Linked DNA regions of Homo sapiens: region 2 is linked to region 1. Evidence: chromatin contacts called from ENCODE Hi-C or POLR2A ChIA-PET data. All regions are on one chromosome and are shown on one strand. The core of a region is the stretch at or near the end of the contact, and the rest is flanking DNA. Distances in the headings are between cores, read along the strand shown.

Region 1 (5,812 bases), core at 979-3,478:
GGCAGCAGGGAACAGAACCATGCCTTCTGTAGCTGGCATGTTTATATCAAGGTTGTTTATGAGAATTTGTCATGTGCTTGCTTGCCATTCCTCCAAGGCACACAGTGTAAGCTCTCTTTTGCAAATGGGACTCTTGAGAGTGAAGAGGTAAGGTGAGCTGATTCCAGTGGGTCTGAGGCAAGGCCAGATGTGTACCAGTGCTCCATCCTGCTGGTTCAGATGCTGATCCAGAGGCCTGTGCTCTCTGATTCCCTTGCTATTGATGTCATATGATATAATGAACCAGAAAATCTAGGCCTGAAGATTAACATCTTCCTCTTTGGAAAGAAATCTTCCTCTTTGCCAATGACAAGGCCAAGATATGGGTTATAAATTCCTGTAAGAAAGAAACATCAGCCGGCTTAAAAGGAAAAATCACCCACCCCACCTACATTTATCAGTGATAGCTGATAGGACTATCAGATACTGAAGAAGTGAAAAGGCAGGTCTCACCCACACCCTATGCAGTGACTCTCTGCAATCTTTTAAATGTGCTGGTGGTTTCACACAAGGTATCCAATCTGCCCCGAATGCCCCTCAGTTTGTATGTCATTTTCTTTTCTTATAAACCATTCTGTCTTTTTTCTCTCCCCCCCCAACACTCTGTATATACATATACCTATATTGTACACATGTATGCATATGTATACATGCATAGATGTAATCACACCTTTTAAGCTATATTTTTCCCTTTTTTTCTTAGCTCACCCTTTCTTCTTTCTTCCCCTTCTTCTCACATGAGCCGCTCTCCAAAGGAAACCATGTTGTTTACATGACTGTTTCTTCCATAGTTTTACCAATGCTCATCTAATGCTATTTAAATAAATATGTAAACACACAAATGCATTTTCACACATACATTTTATACAGGTGCATGCCATTCTTTTTTTTTACAAAGATGAGATCATATTATATGTACTTTTTTTTTTTTTTTTAAATGAGTGTTGCCCTGTCTGTTGTCCAGGCTGAAGTATAGTGGTGCAATCTTAGCTCACTGCAACTTCCGCCTCCCAGGTTCAAGCGATTCTCCTGCCTCAGCCTCACGAGTAGCTGGGATTACAGGTGCTTGCCACCATGCTCAGCTAATTTTTGTATTTTTAGTAGAGATGAGGTTTCACCATGTTGACCAGGCTGGTCTCGAACTCCTGACCTCAAGCAATCCGCCTGCCTGGGCCTTCCAAAGTGTTGGGATTGCAGGCGTGAGCCATCGCACCCAGACTGTATGTACTTCTAGCCAATTTAAAATAAATCTTTGTATAAAATGATGTTGATACTAATTTTTCAGCATTATTTGAATTAAAATATTTTTTCCAGGTAAGTAAATTCTAGTATCAACAATATTGTACCTTGTACCTGTTCTGTCCAAAACTTCTTGTATGATATGAGGTTTTTGGGGTTTTGTGAGTTTTGTTTGTTTTGCTTTGTTCTGAGAGAGGGTCTCCCTCTGTCACTCAGGCTGGAGTGCAGTGGCTCAATCTCAGCTCACTACACCTCTACCTCCTGGGCTCAAGTGATCCTCCCATCTCAGCCTCCTGAGTAGCTGGGACCGCAGGCACACGCCACCAAGCCTAGCTAATTTTTAAGCTTTTTCTAGACACGGGGTCTTGCTATGTTGCCCAGGCTGGTGTGGAATTCCTGGACTCAAGTGATCGTCCCACCTCAGCCTCCCAAAGCTGGGGTTACAGGTGTGAGCCACTGTGCCTGGCATGATATGAGTTTTTAATATTATATAAACACATGTCTATCTTTGTATTTATTTATTTATTTATTGAGACAGGGTTTCACTCACATCACCCAGGCTGGTGGAGTGCAGTGGCATGCTCTTAGCTCACTACAACCTCTGCTTCAAGGGCTCAAGCAATCCTCCTTCCTCAGCCTCCCAAGTAACTGGGGCTATAGGCAGGCACCACCAGGCCTGGCTAATTTTTGTATTTTTAGTAGAGGTGGTGTTTCACCATGTTGCCCGGGCTGGTCTCAAACTCCTGACTTCAAGTGATCCATCTGCCTCCGCCTCCCAAAGAGTTGGGATTACAGGTGTGGGCCACCGTGCCCGGCCTATCTTTTCTATTATAGCTTCTTGAGTTTCCTCTTTATCTTCTTCTCTCATCTAATCCTTCTGACTCACACTTACTCAACTTCCCAGAATCAACTCAAACTCAGAAGTCACCTCTTAAGTATCAACTTCCCTGACTCACCCTTCCTTCCATCCCAGGCAGGGTTAATTCTCTTTCCTCTGTGCAAACCTCCTTAGCACACATTGAATTGTTCTTGTCTGAGTTTGTCAGCCCCACTGATTACAAGCTTCTAGAAGGCAGACTCAGTATCCTATTCACCTTTACCAAATCCAGCAGCAAACAGAGTGCTTTAAATGCCACTACTCGATATTTCATTGACAAATTACATATTTCAATGTTTTTATGTAAATTTTTATTTTATACCTAGTGTAAATGATTTAATCAGTGCTTCCAAAAAGCAAGCTGAAAGCAAAAGATTAGGTTAACTTGATATTCCTGAATGAGATGACAAGAGTGTATACATGTGATGCTTAGTGGATCTTTTAGGGGGGAAAAAAGCATTTATTCATTTTACCATAGACTCTGAATTACTACACAGAGGGAGACAAGTCAAGAACCAGTGCAATATTTGTCCTGTGCCTGACTTGTTTCACTTAACACATTGTCCTCCAGATTTATCCATATTCTCACAAACGACAGGACTTTGTTTTTTATGACCAAATAGTATTCCATCATATGTATATAACACATTTAAAAAATCCATTCATTTGTTGATGAACACTTAGGTTGATTCCATATCTTGGCTATTGTGAATAGTGCTGTAATAAATATGAGAGTACAGATATCGCTTTGACATACTGATTTCATTTCCTTTGTATATATACCCAGCAGTGGTATTGCTGAATCACGTGGTACTTCTATTTTTAATTCTTGGAAACTCCATACTGTTTTCCATAATGGCTGTACTAATTTACTTTTCCACCAACAGTGTATAAGAATTCCCCTTTCTCCACACATAAGGACAAATACTGCATGATCTCACTCATAGGTGGAATATAAAAAAATGGATCTCATAGAAGTAGATAGTAGAATGGTGGTTATCAGAGGCTGGGGAGAGTAAGGAGGAGAGGGGGATGGGGACAGGCTGTCAACAGGTACAAAGGTACAGGTCCATTGGATGGATACTGCTGGTGTTCCAGGGTACAGTAGGGTGACTATAGTCAACAATAGCGTATTGTATACTTCCAAGTTGCTAGAAGAGAGAATTTTGAATGTTCTTACCACAAAGGAATAAAAAGTGTTTGAGGTGATGTCTATGCTCATTATCCTGATTTGATCATTACACAATGTATAATATATGTATCAAAACATGACATTCTACCCCATAAATATGTACAGGTATTATGTGTCAATTAGAAATAAAATAATCATTTTTAAAATGAATTAATGTGCATTTTTGTAGACATTAAGTCTTTATCAAAAAATTAAATGCCTGAATGTATGATGTGCATGTTTCCAACAATATAAAGTGATTGATACTGATACTCACCGTCCTAAGATGGCCACCATTATGTAGATGCTCTATGGCTTTAGAATTTTAATTTGCTGTCAGAAAGTATTCTGTTGGGTAAAATTTCCTATGGAGTTATCAGATCTTCTTACTTTCTTATTTTCGTCTTTTGTCTACTTCAAATGATTATTGAGGAGAAAAGCTTAGGAATGTAGATATTAAAATGATAGCCTTGACTTTGCCTAATTCTTTTTTTTTTTTTAATTTTCGGACAGGGTCTTGCTCTGTCACTTAGGCTGGAGTGCAGTGATGCAATTACTGCTCACTGCAGCTTCCATCTCCTTGGCTCAAGCCATCCTCCTGCCTCAGCTGCCAGAGTAGCTGGAAGTACAGGCTCAGACCACCACACTTGGCCAATTTTTTTTTTTTAATTTTTAGTAGACATGAGGTCTCCCTGTTTTGCCTGGGCTCAAATGATCCTCCTGCCCCAGCCCCCTAACGTGCTGGGATTACAGGCGTGAGCCACTGTGCCTGGTCTACTTCTTTATCAAAAGGTTTTTTTTTCCCCTTAACAGAACCAGTCACCTTGAAAACTATTGGAATAAAATTATTGTGATTATCTTAAAACCTAGTGTTTGTTCCTGTTTCTGTAACATTTACTATTTGGAAGGCAATAGTAAACTTCAATTTATCTTAAAGTTAAATTTGGCTTAAACCAACATGTAGTTCCTGGAAGATGATAGATACTTAATAAATATTTATTGGATGAAGAACTGATGAATTGTGGTAACTGACAACCTCATTTCTAACTCTGTTAACTCATATATTTGCAGCTGTTTTAAAATACACTCACTATTTTCTAACTTGTTGCTTTAAAAAAAGTTAATCCCCAAAAAGGGCATTTGGCAGAAAGTAATATTGCCCAAGGACCCCAACAGGAAACCTATGTTTGGAGTCTTGCCTCCTTGGCAATTTAGGACCAAAAGCAACTTCTAGTAACAAGCTTATGGAAGCACTCTTTTGAGCGTTGGCTCATACAAATATTTTGTGGTTTTGGTGTCAAGTATAAACAAACTAAAAAACTAAAAATAAATCTAAAAGTAGACCTTTCTTCAGAATTTGACTTGGGAATATGGATCTTACTCTATATGTTACTGGGCAAATAATAAGTATACTAAGGAAGGTATGGAATTTGATATGGACTGCAATGCTAAAAAACACAAAATGACTTAAATCTTCCATCACCACTCAAGCCATTTGGAAGGTAAATCAGAGAATAGAATTTTCTTAAAGAACTTATTAAACAATGTATCAATTCTTTAGCAATAAATAAAAAATAAAAAGCATTGCACAATCTTCCCTTCTTCAGCCAACATTCCACTCTCCCAACGTCTGGGAAACTGGACAGGGAGGAAGCAGACTGCTTCTAATTACCCTGTGGCAGCCAAAGATGGCTTCAACTTTTAAGGTATGAGAATATTAAAAATAGTAAATGTTTTTACAAACCTCTCACAGATATTTAGCTTGAAAAATAAATAAAAACATTCAGCTCTAGTTTTCTTATTTTGCCCTTGGCATCACTTCCCAAGTATTTGATCCTGATGGAAAATTGTGATTTTATTGATGGCCCCCATCAGGATTCTGTAACTCTTCCTTGGGTACTGGAGAAAGAAACAGGTCCTACTGGTGGACCTCACAGTCCAGTGGCTCAATCACAGGGCATTCGGAGGAAGAACAATCTGGCTCTCAGAGGCACCCAACACAAGTGACATTCACTACAACTAATGTTCAGGTGGTAAGACTGCAAAGATGAATCCAAGGCAGAGACAACCTTCCAGAACTCTCTTCCCTTCCAGAGTCTGGTCTCCATTCTCCTGGACCAGGGACTTGCTTCTATTAAAATAAGTCTTGTAATTTCCAGAACAATGAATTCAGACCATGTCAAATTTGTTTCTTTTTTAAGCTAGGGAACTCTAATGAGCCTTCCTCCAAGATTTCCTAGGTCTGAGGAAACTGTGCCTCCTTCAGGGTCTCCAGGAGGAGCACTTCTTACTAAAACTTAGCAGGCAGAAACATTGGAAATGGTTCAAGAGGCAACTGGAGCAGCCATTTCTCTGGTATGTGACGACTGTGGCCCATAGCAGGGACAGCCTCAACTCCAGAATCCTTTAATCTATATCCGTTCTAAGAAGGTAAACCTAATGTGATCAGACTCCAGGGACCCAGCCTCATGTTCAAAGGGCTCCCA
Region 2 (5,812 bases), core at 1,732-4,231, 92 kb before region 1:
GCTTCTCTCTGAGGGACATTTCCATCTCTTGTCTCCTTTGCTTCATTTTGGGCAGTTGAATTCCCTGTATCATCCGCATCGTGATTTTTCAAAAGATGCCCAGCTACCTGTGCTGCTGCCTCCAATTTCTTTTCTGCCAGTGGCTCCTTAACGTAGCCAAGAAAGCATGTGTCCCTGCTATTTCACCAAATTTACTTTTATCAAGATCACCAGTGACCCCCATGTTGCTAAATCAAATGGTCAATTTTTATCTCCAATTTGACCTATCAGCAGCATTTGACGCAGTTACCACTCCTCTTCCTTGAGACTTTACACTTGACTTTCAGGATACCACAATGTCTTCATTTTCCTTTTATCTTACTGGAGGTTTCTTATTGGCCTCCTTTGGTTCTTCCTCTTATCCCCAATCTCTTAAAGTTGGAGTGTTTCAGAGATTGGACCTTGGTCTTCTCTTTTGACCACATGTCCTTGGTGATCTCATTCAGTACTGTGCCTTTAATAGCATTAACAATTTGCTTGGCCTAGAGCGGTGGCTCACGCCTGTAATCCCAGCACTTTGGGAGGCCGAGGGGGCAGATCACCTGACGTTGGGAGTTCGAGATCAGCCTGACTAACATGGAGAAACCCCATCTCTACTAAAAATACAAAATTAGCCAGGCATGGTGGCACATGCCTGTAATCCCAGCTACTCAGGAGACTGAAGCTGTGCATGTCTATGTGCTCTGCACTTGAGGTGTCCGTTTCTGTTCAGATCTGGTGTGGCAGGTCTCAAACTGGACTGAAACTCTTTGCTGCATTTGGCCTTTGATCATCTGCCCTAAGAAGGGAGCCCACCTCTGACCTGCTCCTAGTGTCCCTGCTGTCTCCTTTCCAGGCTCCCGCTCCCGACTTTTCCAGGCATGTGGTGGGGCCAGTGTCTCAAGGAAGGCCCCAAACCCTTGCTGGGGCAAACTCCGTCCTACTCCAGAAACAAAAATCAATTGGCCTTCACGCCAGTCGGACACAATATTCCTGTTTAGATGCAGACTCACCTCACACAGCGTGGTGCTGCCATGAATTTTCCTATCACAGTAAAACAGGACGCCTGCTCAGTGAGGAGGGTGAGTGCACTGTTCTTCATGAGTCACAAGGAGAAATGCACTTAATCATTCTCTCTCTCTCTCTTTTTTTTTTTTTTTTGAGACAGAGTCTCACTCTGTAGCTCAGGCTGGAATGCAGAGGTGCAATCTCTCTCACTGCAACCTCTGCCTCCTGGGTTCAAGGGATTCTCCCACTTCAGGCTCCTGAGTAGCTGGGATTACAGGTGCGCACCGCCAGTCCTGGCTAATTTTTGTATTTTTAGTAGAGACAGAGTTTCGCCATATTGTCCAGGCTGGTCTAGAACTCCTGGGCTCAAGTGATCTGCCCACCTCAGCCTCCCAAAGTGCTGGGATTACAGGCTTGAGCCACCACGCCCAGCTCAATCATTCTTTAGTTTGAGAATTTTGCTCCATTATTATATAAATAATGAACATGATTAATGAAGAATATGGAACATTTTGGGCATTGTAGAGGAATGTTAGGAAAAATTATACCGAGAGTTTTGACTCATTTAAATTCTACGTTAATTTAACACTTCTACCCACAGGTTTCTGCACACTTGTGCATGCTCTAATTATTTTCCATAAATGTATTCTGTAGTGTGGGACAGTCTCTGACAGAGTTTCTCCTATATTTGTCTCCTCTGGCTTGTATGTCGACACTTCCCACTTCAATTCTATGCCCCAGCAATTGATGTCATTTAAATAAGTGCCATTTAGTATCTCAAATATTCCATGTTTTTTCTCACTTCTGATACTTCTTATTATGCCTGAAATAGTGCCGTCACTCCTTTCCACCTCTAACCGTTAGTTGGGTAATTTCTACCAATCATCCACATTTCCATCCAGTGGTGTGGAAAGATTTTTAAACCTCATGTCCGGAGCAGGGGGCGGACTTTATGTGCTCTCATAGCCAGAGCTTCCCAGAGTGTGTCCACCAATGACTGCATTAAAACATCACTGGAAACCCAACTGCTTACATAACTGGATATGAAAATCTGCTCCAGGTCTACCAAAGCAAATAACACTCTTTTTTTGGAGATAACGGTGTCATTCTGTCACCCAGGCTGGAGGGCAGTGGCACCATCATAGCTCACTGCAACTTCAAACTCCTGGGCTTAAATAATCCTCCCACCTCAGCCTCCCAAGTAGCTGGGAACACAGGCACACACCACCATGCCCAGCTAATGTTTATGACTTGATTTGTAAAATTTTAAATTTTAAATAGAGATAAATTCTCCCTGTGTTGCCCAGGCTGGTCTTGAACTCTTGGCCTCAAGTGATCCTCCTCACTTGGCCTCCCAAAGTGCTTGGGATTATAGTGGTGAGCCACTGTGTCCAGCCTTGTAGTGTTTTATTTTTTAAGTGTTGTAATGGATGTACCAGTGTTTAATATATCAGTCTTTAAAAAAATAGTTTAAACATCTGTTTTTCCTCACCCCTCACTGAGTACATTGAAAATAGTACAAGTTAAAGCACATGTCTTGTTCTCATCATGTCCATGGCATTCTATACTTCCCCTCCCTTGGCGTTGACCACAATGGGCTATATCTTAATTGCTTGTGTTCTTGTCTGTTTCTCCCAGTGGACTGTGAACTCTTAAGGGCAGGGACTGTTTATTCTTCACTGTTGTATCCCTAGCCTCAAGCCTGATGCTAACACAGAATTTGTGTTCAATAAAAATTTATTGAATGGGCGGGTGGATGGAGGAATATAGGGTAGCCTGATGTCCTCAAAGCAGCCAGCTAACCAGTGCCTACATTCCAACCCGTAAGTTTCCACCACTGACTTACCCTCTTCAACCCGTTTCCTCTTAAAAAAAAAAAAAGTCTCAACGGGCTATTTAAGTGATATGTCCCACAGGGAACACACTCAAATGGCAAAGTCTCACCCGCAGCTGTAATTCCCTAAGTAAACAGCTCTCCTGGGAGGTTCGTAGTCTCAGGTAACTCTGCTGAGTGACTTTGGAGAGCAAGGTAGAAATATTCCCATTTATTCATTATCTACCATGTGCCTAGAACTATCCCAGGCACTTTTATATGTAATACTCTCATTTAATTCTCACAACAATCCTCTAAGGTAGGTATTACTCTCCCCATTTATGCAGATGAGAGAGACTCAGAGAAAGGATAGACCTTGATCAAGCTGCATGCAGAGGAGGAGGCCAGGCTCGGGTCTGTCCAACCCCACAGCCCAGGAACGTTCCTTCTACCATGTGTTCCATGCCAGTGCACAATGCTGTTAGAGATGTAGAATGTTTTGACCTGAAAGGACTCTCACAGGTTGTCCCATGCAATCTACTTCTTGTGATTGAAATAATTTTCCTTAAAAAAAGAAAAGAACTTTGGACTATGTCTCTTGCCAAATAGAATTCTGCAAATTGTGATTTTGCCAAGAGAAACAAAGAACATTCAATTATCCTTAAAGTCTGTCATTGATTGAGTAACTCTTAAAATTAGCCAGGAACATTTTTGGATGTACTGGATAAGTGGGGCATGCCCTGCCATTTTACGTACCTGCAACATGAATTCTGGCTTGGTTTCCTATGGCACAGGGATTACTTTCGTTCATCTCCAAGTGTGGCTCACCAGCCTGCTTTACCACCATGTCTGCTGCCAGGTCAACTCATTTACTTATTAATTGACATTTATTGCACACTTGTTATTTGCCAAGGCCAGGGCTGGGGATTTAATGTGAATTATCTCAGTTAATCCTAACCGTGACTCTATGAAGAAAGTAATATAATTAATTTTATTTTGTCTTTGGGAAAAAAGTAACTTGCTCACAGAGACCATAATTGGTGGACCTGGATTGGGATTCCAGATCAGTGTGAATCCAGAATGAGTGTCTTCACCATGACTTTATGAACCTGCCCCACAGGCAACATTGCAGTCACATGCTGTGACACAGACGCATTGCACACTGGGCAGTTCAAATTATTAGCATTTCCTGGCAGTTTGAATTGCAAGTGACAGGTTGACTTATTGTTGTTGTTTCAGTAAAAGAGCTATACTTTTGTTGCTGTTGTTGAGACAGAGTTTTGCTCTGTCAGCCAGGCTGGAGTGCAGTGGTGTGATCTCAGCTCACTGCAGCCTCAACCTCCTGGGATCAAACAATCCTCCCACCTCAGCCTCCCTAGTAGCTAGGACTACAGGTGTGTACCATCACACCCAGTTAATTTTTTTTTATGTTTTGTAGAGACAAGGTCTCACTATATTGCCTAGGCTGGTCTTGAACTCCTGAGCTCAAGCAATCATCCTGCCTTGGCCTCCCAAAGTGCTGGGATCACAGGTGTGAGCCACTGGGCCCAGTTAGAGTTACACTTTCTGGAACTATCAGGCACTGTTCCAGAATCACAAATCCCTTTCATAAGTAGAAGGGATTTCCTTTGTCTGGATTTTGAAAGAGAATTTCCTTAGAAAGACCTGCTTTGTTGAGAAAATGCAGACAATTATTACTGTTTTCAGCAAGGGGCCTCGGAAAAAGTGAACGCAAATCCTTTAAAGTTAGTGGCTGTTACGAGACAACTCTATAATGTAAAAAGAATGGACAAGACTGAAGCCATTTTGGGATAGTCTTAGTGAACAGGATTAATTTGGTGAGATTTACATCATGCCTAGAACTTTGCCATCACATAATGTTTATTTGTTTTTAAATTTATTTCTTAGGTAACATGAATATAAATAGACACTAGCAAACATCCTCAGGACTGAAACTAGAGAAGTAGTGCTGTAATGGAAACAGCTGTATGAGAAATTTCTTGAAGCTATGTTTACGATCACCTCCTTTTGGGAGATAAGGAAAAGAAAGCAGATGTCAGCCTGTGGAATATTTCACAGAGAATAGTTTATGATTATGTTACCTCGAGGAGAAGGAGAAGTAAAACTGATACTTTATGTTTAGTTTGGAATGAAAGATGTATTGGGCATACTTTGGCATTGGTGAGTGAGACCTGGCCACAGAGACTACAGAGCCAATATCAATTAGAGGAGGGGAATTAGAATCCAGTCCTGCTCTCTGGGCAGGAGTGTGTGTTGTGAGCCCAGAAAATCTGGAACATGTCTCAATTAATTTAGAAAGTTTATTTTGCCAAGGTTGAGAATGAGCCCATGACACAGCTTCAGGAGGTCCTGATGACATGTGGCCAAGGTGGTCAGGGCACAGCTTGGTTTTATACATTTTAGGGAGACATGAGACATCAATCAATATATGTAAGAAGCACATTGGTTCGGTCTGGAAAGGTGGGATGATTTGAAGCAAAAGCGGGATGATTGGAAGCAGGGGAGGGAGCTTCCAGGTCACAGATAGGTGATATACAAGCAGTTATATTCTTTGTAACCGAGTTTCTAATTCGCCTTTCCAAAGGGGGCAAATCAGATGTGCATCTATCTCAGTGAGCAGAGGAGTGACTTTGAATAGAATGGGAGGCAGGTTTGCCCTAAGTAGCTTCCAGTTTGAGTTTTCCATAGCGATGTTGGGGGCCCAAGATATTTTCCTTTCGCAGTGTGTTGATGTCTTGGGCCCTAAATGAGGACTGTCCCCAGTTGGAGGTGGCTTTGCTTTTTTTTTTTTTTTACAGTGAGATCTACCAAGTTCTGACTTGACCCTTTAGTTGACCCTTTATTACTTCTCTCATAGAAAAAGCAATCATTAACAAGGGCTCAGTATCAGACCATGCATGGCCAAAGAGGGTCACTAATGGCACATCCATCCGGAGGAAAAATACCCAGTGT

The links. A loop is a pair of places that touch in the nucleus more often than their neighbours do. ChIA-PET counts read pairs that join two places held with the same protein, here RNA polymerase II (POLR2A). Pooled maps may share reads with other maps.
Region 2: a map of prostate gland shows a loop between it and region 1 (2.1-fold over the local background). The contact joins two enhancer-like sites. A Hi-C loop is called at or near these places in 3 of 168 maps with a recorded cell type or tissue (IMR-90, endothelial cell of umbilical vein and prostate gland) and 12 of 50 pooled maps. POLR2A ChIA-PET finds 5 or more read pairs at or near these places in 2 of 52 experiments (activated B cell and activated naive CD4-positive, alpha-beta T cell).

The regions. Positions count from the first base shown.
Region 1 is chr12:69,056,072-69,061,883 of GRCh38, reverse strand. No RefSeq gene overlaps it. Among named protein-coding and RNA genes, the nearest start is that of TODL, 51 kb to the right of the region's middle. Within about 2 kb of position 2,228, at least 4 of the 41 ENCODE cell types and tissues checked have a DNase peak (open chromatin) inside an H3K27ac peak, as active enhancers do.
Region 2 is chr12:69,148,485-69,154,296 of GRCh38, reverse strand. No RefSeq gene overlaps it. Among named protein-coding and RNA genes, the nearest start is that of CPSF6, 88 kb to the left of the region's middle. Within about 2 kb of position 2,981, at least 3 of the 41 ENCODE cell types and tissues checked have a DNase peak (open chromatin) inside an H3K27ac peak, as active enhancers do.